Regions from separate parts of the Homo sapiens genome. Here region 1 is linked to region 2. A link is a contact called in ENCODE Hi-C or POLR2A ChIA-PET data. All regions are on one chromosome and are shown on one strand. The core of a region is the stretch at or near the end of the contact, and the rest is flanking DNA. Distances in the headings are between cores, read along the strand shown. Region 1 overlaps SLC23A1 (solute carrier family 23 member 1). Region 2 overlaps CTNNA1 (catenin alpha 1).

Region 1 (6,183 bases), core at 2,774-5,273, 550 kb before region 2:
CTAAGACACTTCCTGTGGACAGATATTGACCTTTACATGTGCTTATTTAATTTTCAAAACAGCTCCATTTATCTACATTTATCATTTCTCCATTATCATTTCAACTTTACAGATGAGGAAGATGAGGCTCAGTGATTTGTCCCAGGTGAACAACTAGCAACTGGCAGAATTGGGACTTGAACCCAGAGATAGGAAAGACAGAGATAGGTTTGAGACAGGGCTTTGTACTGTTCCTTTGCCATAGCTGCACAAGAGGAAGTCCCTCAACTCTGCTCTCCAGATTGGGCCATGACACCCATTGGCCCTTGGCCTATTCCACAGGCATTCTTGAAGTGGATCAGATTCTGATTGTGCTGCTGACCACGGAGATGTTTGTGGGCGGGTGCCTTGCTTTCATACTTGACAACACAGTGCCAGGTATGGTTCGGTCCTGGGAGGGGAATGAAGAACTAGGCTGGACTCATGCACTCCAACAGATGGCCTCTGAGCTGGAGCTGTGTGGTTAGGTCCCATGCAATGCAGGCCCTGCAGGGAGCATCAGGAATAGATGGGCTGGTGGAGTGCTCACTGGCTGGAGGGAGAGAATGAGGCACAGACATGCCTCAGAGGTCTTGAAGAGGATGGGGCCGGAAGAGTCACTGCTGGGTCCTGTGAATCCTTTCCTCTCCACTTTTTCCATTTCTTTCCTTTTTTTTTTTCCGAGATGGAGTCTCGCCCTGTCACCCAGGCTGGAGTGCAGTGGTGCGATCTCAGCTCACTGCAACCTCCACTTCCCGGAGGGTTCAAGTGATTCTCCTGTCTCCTGAGTAGCTGGGACTACAGGTGGCTGCCACCACGCCCAGCTAATTTTCATATTTTTGGTAGAGATGGGGTTTCACCATATTGGGCAGGCTGGTCTTGAACTCCTGACCTCAAGTGATACGCTCGCCTCAACCTCCCAAAGTGCTGGATTACAGGCATGAGCCACTGCACCTGGCCTCCTCTCCATTTCTTAATAGCCACTGGGCTGAGGGATGTCTTTGCTTTCTTCAGAGTAGGACAGAGATAAATGCAGCATCAGTTTGTTGGCAAAATCCATCCACTCCAAATATGTCAGCAGCCTGCCACAATGGCGACTAGAAGAGCCACTAACATTTCCCTTTGGTACCAGAGCTTTTTGCAAAGATCGTGGAGGATACTTTGTGGGGCCCGCATAAAGATGCCAGTAAATATATAAAATAAATGTCACCAGGTGCTCTGATAACAAACAGTTAACATTTAGCAAACATATACTATGGGTAAGGCAGAGCTAAGTGTCTTACTTCATCCTCAAAAACCACAAAGTCATAAAGTCACAAAATTAAAACATCACGGCCGAGCATGGTGGCTCATGCCTGTAATCCCATCACTTTGGGAGGCTAAGGCGGGTGGATCACGAGGTCAGGAGTTTGAGACAAGCCTGGCCAACATGGTGAAACCCCATCTCTACTAAAAATGCAAAAATTAGCTGGGTGTGGTGGTGTGTGCCTGTAATCCCAGCTTCTCGGGAGGCTGAGGCAGGAGAATTGCTTGAACCTGGGAGGCGAAGGTTGCGGTGGGCCGAGATCGTGCCATTGCACTCCAGCCTGGGTGACAGGGTGAGACTCCATCTCAAAAAAAAAATTAAAACATCGCAAATCTGGGATGTATATTTTAATTGAGACAGGGTCTCAGACTATCACCCAGACTGGAGTGTAGTGGCACAATCATAGCTCACTACAGCCTCAAACTCCTGGGCTTATGTGACCCTCCTGCCTCAGCCTCCCAAATAATTGGGACTACCGGTGCACAGGTGCATGCCACCATGCCCGGCTAATTTTTGAATTTTTTGTAGAGACGGGGTCTTACTTTATTGCCAAGGTTGGTCTTGAACTCCTGGGCTCAAGTGATCCTCCCATCTCAGCCTCTCAAAGTACTGGGATTATAGGTGTGAGCCACCACACCTGTCCTCAATTTTTTTTTTTTGAGATGGAGTCTTGCTCTTGTCACCCAGGCTGGAGCACAATGGCGTGATCTCGGCTCACTGCCACCTCCGCCTCCTGAGCTCAACCGATTCTCTTGCCTCAGCCTCCCAAGTAGCTGGGATTACAGGTGTGCACCACCACACCCAGCTAATTTTTGTATTTTTAGTAGAGACAGGGTTTCACTATGTTGGCCAGGGTAGTCTCAAACTCCTGACCTCAGGTGATCCGCCCACCTTGGCCTCCCAAAGTGCTAGGATTACAGGCGTGAGCCACCACACCTAGCCTCTATTTTTAAATTAAGATGGGGGTCTATGTTGCCCAGGCTGGAGTGCAGTGGTTATTCACAGGTGTGATCATAGCATACTACAGCCTCAAACTCCTGGACTCAAGCAATCCTTCTGTCTCGGCCTCCTGAAGAGCTGAGAGTACAGGTGCATGCTATATACCATCTGGCTAAATCTGGGATTTTTAACAACATCCATCTGACGCAGTCAATGGCCTGTGTCCCATCCACTGCACCATACTGCCTCTGCTGGAGGGTTTCAGGGGACCTGGGCTGCAGGACTGGGGAAGGCTCCATGGAGATGGGAGTTAATGACTGCATCAGTATAGGGACATAAGGGATGGTAGTAGCAAGATGATGGGCCTCCATTTTGTCACTTACCAGCCTGATCACAGCCACAGGTCCTGTCTGCCTCCCTCTCTCTCAAGATCCAAGTGTTCATGTTCACATAACATAGGTGTCAGAGGCTGTCTCTGAACAGCTGGTGGGTTGGGGCTGGGGAGGACAGAGGAGGGCCAGGGTTCCCCGTAGGATTTTAGGCAGAATCAAAGGAAGGTGCTCTTGGTAGCAGCTGTCCCTTCGATGGATGGGTGGCTATTTGAACATGGTACCCCTGCCCATTTAGAGGATGCTAGACTGGGGGCTGGAACAGACCATCCTATGGGCCTGAGACAGTCAAGTGGCAGCCTCAATGCCTAGGGAATATGAGGAGATGGAGAGCATCTGGGTAGGCATCTGTACATGAAGAGGCTTCTTTGTGACTTGGGTGGCTAGTTTAAGCTATCCAGTCATCCTTAACAACAGCTGCAGAACTGCCTGAGTCCCTTATACCCCACATTTCAACCCACCTGAGCATCACAACTGTCCCTGCCAGGAATCATCCTGTGTGTCATGCCACATAAGCTCAGCAGTCTTCAGTATCCACTGAGGAACCTAAAGCTCAGGGGGGTTGTCACTTGCCTAAGGTCACACAACCTGGATTCAAACTAAGGTCTAGCTGGCTCAAAACCCTGTCCTTAACCATGGAATAGCAAAAGCCTTTTCCAGCCCTTAACTTCCTGCTGGGGATGGGCCATTTTGCATTTGTTTTTTTTGTTTGTTTGTTTGTTTTGTTTTTGAGACGGAGTCTCGCTCTGTCGCCCAGGCTGGAGTGCAGTGGCGCAATCTTGGCTGTGCCTCCCAGGTTCACACCATTCTCCTGCCTCAGCCTCCCGAGTAGCTGGGACTACCGGTGCCCGCCACCACGCCTGGCTAATTTTTTGTATTTTTAGTAGACACAGGGTGCTCTTTGTCTTTACCTATCCAGAGCCCAACCTTAGAGGGCAGTCCGTTTAGTTCAGCACATGCTGCTAGAGCTTACCAGCTTGGCCCTGAATCAGACACTGAGGAGGATATGCCAAAAAGTGTAAGTCAGTAACAATTTGTTTAGAGGAGCTCCTGGCACAAGATAGGTGGTAAAACTAGATTTAAGCAAGCAATGAAGTCAAGGAAGCCGGGCTGGAGTTATTGGGAGGGTTTACTGATGAGGGAGAGTAGGTGAGGCCTAGGAAAAAGGAGGGGGCTTGGAGAAGTACAGAAGGCACTGAAGGTTGGGATGTAGTGGGCAGGCTGACTGGTCTGCTAGAGGGAGCTCTGGGCTGGCTGCCATGTGTGTCTTGGCAGTGGTGCGAGGTAATCGGACACCAGAAACATAGTCCTACGCCACACCTATGGCTCATCCCACTCTACTGTGCCCACTGTGTGTGCCCTTTGTACAGCCAAGCCCAATCAAGGTTTCTCTTCCAGACTGTGTGTGCCCTTTGTAGAGCCAAGCCCAAACAGTGTCTCTTCCAGGTAGTCTTCCCTAGGGACTCCACCTTCCCTCAGTGCCCTCTCCTGTGAGATTTTGGAACATAACTTGGTTTGTGCTACTCATGGGTTTGTTCTCAGCCTGGGCTGCCAGCAAGTGGAAATTCCCACTCCTGCTAGATTTATAGTATTTCAGTCTTTGTCGATCCCAGCCCTCTTGTGAAAACCTGAGATCTCATGTGACCCTGCCCCACCTGAGGGAGAATTCCTAGTTGTAAAAATTACTAGCCCGGCTCAGTGGCTCACACCTATAATCCCAGAACTTTGCAAGGCCAAGGCGGGCTGATCACTTGAGGTCAGGAGTTCGACACCAGTGCCTGGCCAACATGGTGAAACCTCATCTCTATTAAAATTACAGTAATTAGCCGGGCGTGGTGGGTCACACCTGTAATCCCAGCTACTCGGGAGGCTGAGGCAGGAGAATCGCTTGCATCTGGGAGGCAGAGGTTGCAGTGAACCGAGATCAACCCACTGTACTCCATCCTGGGCAACAGAGCAAGACTCTGTCTCAAAAACAACAACAACAACAAAAAAAACACAACACAAAAAAACAAATTATTTGGTGTATCCCTACCTCCAAAGATTTTATTTAGCTTGACTTTCTGAAGTTTGTATTATAAAAATGAGTTTTTCACATATGGAATCATAATATGAAATATTAACACTGATTATAGTGTTTCAAAATATGCCTCCCTTACCCCCAGAACGCAATCTGGACTTGATTTGGTCCCCATGGGCCTAACACACATTACCACATACTCACAGATTTAGGTTCACAATTACTTAACTTTTTGTCCCTTTCTTCATCTTAAAATTTTGTATAGGCCGGGCACAGTGGCTCACGCTTATAATCCCAGCACTTTGGGAGGCCAAGCCAGGCAGATCACAAGGTCAGGAGTTCAAGACCAGCCTGACCAACATAGTGACACCCCGTCTCTACTAAAAATACAAAAATTAGCTGGGCATGGTGGTGCATGCCTGTAATCCCAGCTACTAAGGAGACTGAGGCAGGATAATCGCTTAAACCCGGGAGGAGGAGGTGGCAGTGAGCCGAGATCGTGCCAGTGCACTCCAGCCTGGGCAACAGAGCGAGACTGTCTCAAAAAAATAAATAAATAAAATAAAATAAAATAAAAATTTGTACAATGGTGTCTATACATCTCCCAGGGGTATGTTTTCAAGAAACAAGATAATGAAATTAAAGCACTTAGCACAGAGCCTGGCACACTGTAGTTACACAATAAATACTACTATAACTAGTATCCTTTAGTGTTCCTTAGAGCTCTGGCCAAGTTAGGAGCTCAGAAACCATAGATTCAGCCACGTTTTAGGACCAAATGATAGTTAAGGAAGATACTTGATTCCAGAAGTCTGCCTTAGGACTGGGTTATGGGAAGTGGGGGTGGCTGAGGGTTGCTGGCCTTGGTAAATGACCTCACTATCCTCTTCCAGGGAGCCCAGAGGAGCGTGGTCTGATACAGTGGAAAGCTGGGGCTCATGCCAACAGTGACATGTCTTCCAGCCTCAAGAGCTACGATTTCCCCATTGGGATGGGCATAGTAAAAAGAATTACCTTTCTGAAATACATTCCTATCTGCCCAGTCTTCAAAGGATTTTCTTCAAGTTCAAAAGATCAGATTGCAATTCCAGAAGACACTCCAGAAAATACAGAAACTGCATCTGTGTGCACCAAGGTCTGAAAAATGACTTCCAGGAAAGGTAGGATGTGTCTATGGTTTTTGTGGGAGGGTTGAATAATCAAAACATTCTTATGCTTTAACCAAAGAAAAACCAAACTACTCAGTTCTCTTTCTTGTAAACTGTTTGAATGTCCTCAAAGAGAAGGTGAGCTGGGTAAAAAGTCAACATACGGATTTTGGGTGGAATTCCTTTACCATTTCATAGTAACAGCAGAACTTCCCAACTAGTGTGGGCCACTAAGAGGCTACAAGTATGCTGAAATGCAGATCCTCTAGCCTTCCAGACACCTGGGCAGAATCTGGGCCAATTGGAGTCCTTGAGCTAAGAACTCTAGCCACTGGCAGCCTCATTCTTGTACTCCAGTATGCT
Region 2 (5,874 bases), core at 2,854-5,353:
TTGAGGTCCTTGGCATCATTTCCACTAATGATGGCATCTACTTGGTAGGCTGAGTAGATATGCTAAGCGACAAATAAGTGATGCCAAAAATACACAAGATGGGAATGGGAAGCGGGTATTTCTGGTATCCCTCTTTCACTCACAATACTCAGAAGGGAAAAAAAGGCTTTAGTAAAAATGGATCACCACCACAGAAGAAGAATACAGGTGATAACTCTAAATAATCACCAAATGGTAGCCCAACTCTTATTTTACATGTTAAAATGTCAATGTTAATGTCATTAACTAAATCCTAGAGTATAAATTTAAACATTTTGAGTATTACATGTGTAAACAGTAACAGAAAATTGACCAAGTTAGAAAGGACAAAGTCAATTACTCAATTAGCCATCTGACTTAGCTATTTAGTGGTTCATCTTTCTAGATGAGTTCCTAATTAGGCATTAGAGACACCAAACTGGCTTCCTTTTTCTGAAACTTCATCTCAGTATATATTTAGGTTTGCATCTTTATTCAAACCTTGTATAACATGACAGCTTACTTTTCCTCCTAGAATTCTTTTCTCATTTGGAATCTAAATTTGCAAGTAATAGCTCACAGCACTCCAAATGCCCTGTAACACAGTACATTAGGCTAAATATTCAAAAACAGGACCCTGTAGATTTAAAGAATCAGTTATCATTTAAAGACTCAAGCAACAAGGGGCTATGACTAAACATTACACTTAAACAGCTGGTGCACATGTTTTGTGTGGCATTTTCTAAATGTCTTGCCTTCACCACAATCTGAGGGGCTCTAAAAGTTTTCCGGGAAGGCATTTGCCTTTAAGTACTTAAATTGTCTACCGTTTTATAAAAATGCTTTGCAATCAGCTTTGGCATTCCTCCTAAGTATCTATGACCTAGATCAGCATAGCTTCTTATAAAGGTTAGTTACCAAAGACACTTACGGTCATCTCAAGTTAGCAGGTGCCATAATTACTATTCAACACATGACTTTCCTAAGCCACTGCCTGGTATGGTATTACCAACTTCTACTTTTCCAAAGACTACATTAGGCTAAATATTCAGAAACAAGATCCTGTGGATTTAGAGAATTGGTGATCATTTCAAGACTCGAGTTATGACAAGGAGCTAGGGTTAACCATTATGCTTAAACAGCTGGTGCATATGTTCTGTGTGCCATTTTCTAATTGTCTTGCCCTTATCACAGTGTATCTCTGATAGACTCCTATTTACAAAGTATGAGGGATATATTTTAATCTATGATGAAAATAATAACGAAATACCATCATTTGTCCTGACTGCTAAAGTGTTCTTTTTTCTCTCTTTAGAACTGCTCTTGCCTTAGCACAAAGAAATTAGATTTTGTTACATAAAGAAAACGGACACTATCACAGTACAGCACTATTTACTGTAATAAGAATAATGATTAAAAGTACTCTTTTCAAGATATATAATGCCAATAAGTAATCCAGATTACTGAGGAAAGTGACCTATTAAGCAACATAATAGATTATTTACAAAACTAGAGTCTCTTGGTCTACTTTAGCTTTCATAATCCCCAACTTCACCAACCCAGTGATGGTTCAAGCAGACTCAGGAACAAAGAACTGCTTTCAATGTAATCTGAATGATATCCCATGGACTGACCAAAAAATAGAAACTAACTTCTAAGCAATCTATAACACTGCCTCTAACCAAGAGCTGAAAATTCAAGTGGAAGTTTCCTCTCATTTCTCTCTTAACAATATAAAATTATAGCCATAGATTTCTCTTGGATACAAATGGCTACACTTAAAAAAAGGGTCCATGGTCAAACAATCCAACCAGTCCAAAGTATTTACAAATAAAACACCGACAGTAACATTACTATTCAGTGTCCAAGTTTTCAGAAAAAAATAATCACAAAAGGCAAGAATTCATAGACTAGGTAATAAATAAGAAGCATTACATTATCATCAAATACCTCAATAAGCTCTCTGCACACAGATGGAGGGAATGTAAGCATCAAAGCATTATTACATCACTAGCATGTTGGGAAGCCAGAGTCGACAATATGAGGCAGAAGTGGTCCTTCTCACAGGATCTAAGGTTGATGCCAACCCATCCTTACTTCTGCCATCAATTTTACACTTACAGTCAAAGAACAACATGCAGCTAATGGAGATTCAACACTTCTAGTCAGCAAATAATATTCCAGCCACACTTAATTAGAAAGTAACTGATTGGCGTCACACTTAGAATCCAATTCCAGTACAGCAAAGTGGTTCAGTCACTCAGTTGTTAAACAAATATTTATTGAACACCACTATGTCCAGGCAATATTCTAGACAGCAGTGATTATAGGAACAATTAAAACACAGTATCTCTGTCCTCTGGTGCCAAACAACCTAGGTTCAAATCCTGGCTCCACCATTTGTTAGATGAGTGACCTTGCAAGATTACGTAACCTCTATTACAATTAATATGCGACCAGTTATAGTATCTACCTCACATTATTTTGTGAAGATTAAATGAGTTTATGTTTACAAAGGGTTTAAAACAGTGACATCAGATGGCCAACTAGCAGCTCCTAGCATTCACCCCCCTCAAAACAACACCCAAAACAACGACTAAACAACTACATTTTAATAAAAATAATTGAGATAGAGTGCCAAAGCGCATCAGAGGAGTTACAGAAACCCTGGTGACAAATCTCAGGCTGGCCACATGGAAAACAGAAGGAAACACCAGGCCTCCACCACCCTATACCCCAACCAGGATCACCCGGGAACCAGGACAAACCTCCCTACTTCGAGGAGGTAAGCAAGAGGATTTCAGCAACCCCCATCAACACCTTGGACACATACAGACCTCACCACTGTCCCTGCAGTTCTCATAGGCACTAGGCCCAGCTGAGGGACCTGCCTAGAATCCACATTGCTGTGCTCCCTCCAAGAAGGGGACGAGACTGTGACCTGCCCTCTACAGCCCATGCAACTACTGTGCTATACCATCTTGGAAATGGAACCATGGCTGGAGTGTGTCTTGCTCCTAGTGTGAGCGGCCACAGCTTCCCTTCATCCCCAAGGCTAAGTCACCACCAAACTATCACAACCAATTGGCCAGACATCCCCAAGCTGCAAGCAACTGTTATACCCTTACTCATGGGGCCAAGGAGAGAGGAAGCCACTCCATCTACCCCTCTTCTCTCCCTGTATTAGCCCATACTTGCACTGCTATAAAGGACTACCTTTACAGGTTTAATTGGCTCATGGTTCTGCAGGCTGTACAGGAAGCATGGCTGGCGGTGGGGGGCAGGGCGGGGGGTGGGTGGTTCAGGAATCTTACAATCATGGCACAGAGCAAAGAGAAAGGAATCATATCTTACATGGCGAGAGCAGGAGGAAGAGAGCAAAGGGGGAGATTTTAAACAACCAGATCTGTGAGAACTCACTCCCAAGAACAGCAAGGGGGAAATCCCCCCACTCACCCCCCCGCCCCCCGCCAATCCAATCACCTCCTACCATGCCCCTCCTCCAACACTGGGGACTACAATTAGACACGAGATTTGGGGGGGGACACAAATCCAAACAATATCACTCCCCTTCCAGGGAAAACAGTACCTTCGCTGCTTAGAGGAGTCACCCCACACTAGTGCCCAACTTGAAGCGGTGCCCTGAATCCAAGGAAATGGCACCCAGAGCAGTCACGCATCCAAGTGCTTTAGCAGAAGTGGTGCCCTGCATCCCAAGGAATCAGTGCCTGGACTGTCCAGAAAAGTCATGCCCCTCAGGCCTGCGCTGAAGCAGCACATTGCCCCTGGGGAACTGGTGCCCTAAACCAGCTGAGCATCCCAGGGCTGAGCCGACATAGTACCCTGCATCCAAGGGAAACAGAACAGTGGCTGAGCAGAGACATTCGCCGTACAGGCCAAACAACTCTAGTATTCTGTTTCCCTAAAGCTGGATTCTCTAGAGTCTGAACTGCTGAGACACTCCTCTCCTTGCAGAGTAGAGTAATCGCTGTGCTGTTCCCTCCCCTCCCCAGGGCCCACACAACAGCTGTGCTCTGCCATTCTGGGATATGTGCTGCTGTTGCACCTGGCTTCACAGAGCCTAGGATACTGCCAAGCTCCACCATCCGGGGGCCTAGAGTCATTACTGCATGGTGCCTCATCCTCTAGGCTCCAACTTGCCACTGAGCCCTATTGGCTCAGGTTCCCAAATTGTAGCTACATACACCCTGCTCCCTGGGCCCAAACCTCCAGAGCACCCCTTCTTCCCAATCACGCCAATGCTGTGCCCTGCCCCCTAAGGAAAGAATCATAACCTCAACCTAGGCCCCTGGGCCAAAGCTACTGGGGTGCCTCAGAGTCACAGATCCTGGCTTTATGGGCAACTGACATCCAACTCTGCCATAGAGAACAAAGCCAGGCACTCAATACATCCCAAGATCCAGGTGCCACAGTAAGTTCACAAAACCCTGAGCCTGGGACCCCAGCCCCACAGCCACCGCGAGCACCTGTACCTGGAACCCAGTGCCACAGTAGCTGCTCGTACACTGTGTCATACCTGACACAACCAGGGACCCAGTCAGCTAAGTCTCCCTACTGTGAGAAAAACAAGAAGAGGAGGACCCCAAAAACCCTTGACACCAAGGACCTACATGACTGCCACAACTACCACAAACTTCTACAGCCTAGGCAACTGAGGCACCCAAAGTTACTGCTGATGTTGAACACAGGTGAAGAAGCTGCACGAAGACTGTACTATTGCTCCTACTGGACACAGAGCCAACACACACTCCCTAACCAGCACACTAAAATCCAACTGCAAGGGAAAGTCTCTATAAAAGCCATTCAAAAGACTGTAGAAGAGGTGATTGTCCCACCACATGCACAGACATCAAAACAGGGACATAAGAAACATGAGAAAGCAAGTAAATATGACACCAAGAAAGGAATATAACTCTTTAACACTAGAACCCAATAAAAAGGAAGTCAGTGTGAGCCCAGGAGTTCGGGACCAGCCTGGACAACGTAACAAGACCCTATCTCTACCCACCCCCGCTCCCAAAAAAAAAAAAAAGCTGGATATGGCATGCCTGTAGCCCCAGCAATTTGGGAGGCTGAGATGGGAGGATCACTTGAGACTGCCGAGAAAATGCCACTGCACTCTGGCCTGGGCGACAGAGCAAGACCCTGTCTGAAAAAAAAAAAAAGAAAAAGGAAAAAAAAGGGGGAAATCAACAAACTGCCAGAAAAAGAATTTAAAATCTAGGCCCAGATGCAGTGGCTCACACCAGTAATCCCAGCTACTTGGTTGTGGGGGCGGGGGCGCAGGGACGGGGCTAAGGCTCAAGAATCATTTGAACCTGGGAGGTGGAGGTTGCAATGAGCCAAGATCATGCCACTGCACTCCAGCCTGGGCAACAGATGACAGCGAAAGTCTGTCTCAAAAAGATAAAATAAAATAATTATCTTAAGGAACCTCAAAGAGATACAATAAAATACAAATAGAAAATTCACCAAAATCAGGATGTAAATGAGAAATTCAACAAAAAGAATGCATGAAGAAGAACCAACAGAAATCATGCAGCTAAAGAATTTAATGGTGAAAACAACGAAGAATTCAATAAAAAATACAATAGAAAGTTTCAAAAGATTTCACCAAGAAAAAGAAAATCTCAGAACTTGAAGATAGGTAGCTTGAAATTACCCAGAGGAAAAACAAACAAACAAAAAACAATGAAAAAGAGTGAAGAAAGCCTGCAAAACTTATAGGATAGCATTAAATCAACCAATATTCCCATCATGGGAATTCCAGAAGGAGAAAAGAAAAGGCATAGAAAACCTATTTAATTAAATAATAGCTGGAAACTTCCCAAGTCT

What was found. A loop is a pair of places that touch in the nucleus more often than their neighbours do. ChIA-PET counts read pairs that join two places held with the same protein, here RNA polymerase II (POLR2A). Pooled maps may share reads with other maps.
Region 1: a loop to region 2 is called in a map with no recorded cell type, with 2.5 times the contacts of the local background. The contact joins two enhancer-like sites. A Hi-C loop is called at or near these places in 1 of 37 single-sample maps with no recorded cell type and 7 of 50 pooled maps. POLR2A ChIA-PET finds 5 or more read pairs at or near these places in 2 of 52 experiments (Panc1 and activated CD4-positive, alpha-beta T cell).

What each region holds. Positions count from the first base shown.
Region 1 is chr5:139,371,636-139,377,818 of GRCh38, reverse strand. SLC23A1 (solute carrier family 23 member 1) reads left to right here. Exons shown (of 15, transcript NM_005847.5): 13 at 322-417; 14 at 5,566-5,832. The coding sequence ends at 5,813. Among named protein-coding and RNA genes, the nearest start is that of SLC23A1, 8.6 kb to the left of the region's middle. Within about 2 kb of position 4,023, at least 18 of the 41 ENCODE cell types and tissues checked have a DNase peak (open chromatin) inside an H3K27ac peak, as active enhancers do.
Region 2 is chr5:138,817,465-138,823,338 of GRCh38, reverse strand. All of the region lies in intron 5 of CTNNA1 (catenin alpha 1), which reads right to left. Among named protein-coding and RNA genes, the nearest start is that of LRRTM2, 55 kb to the left of the region's middle. Within about 2 kb of position 4,103, at least 2 of the 41 ENCODE cell types and tissues checked have a DNase peak (open chromatin) inside an H3K27ac peak, as active enhancers do.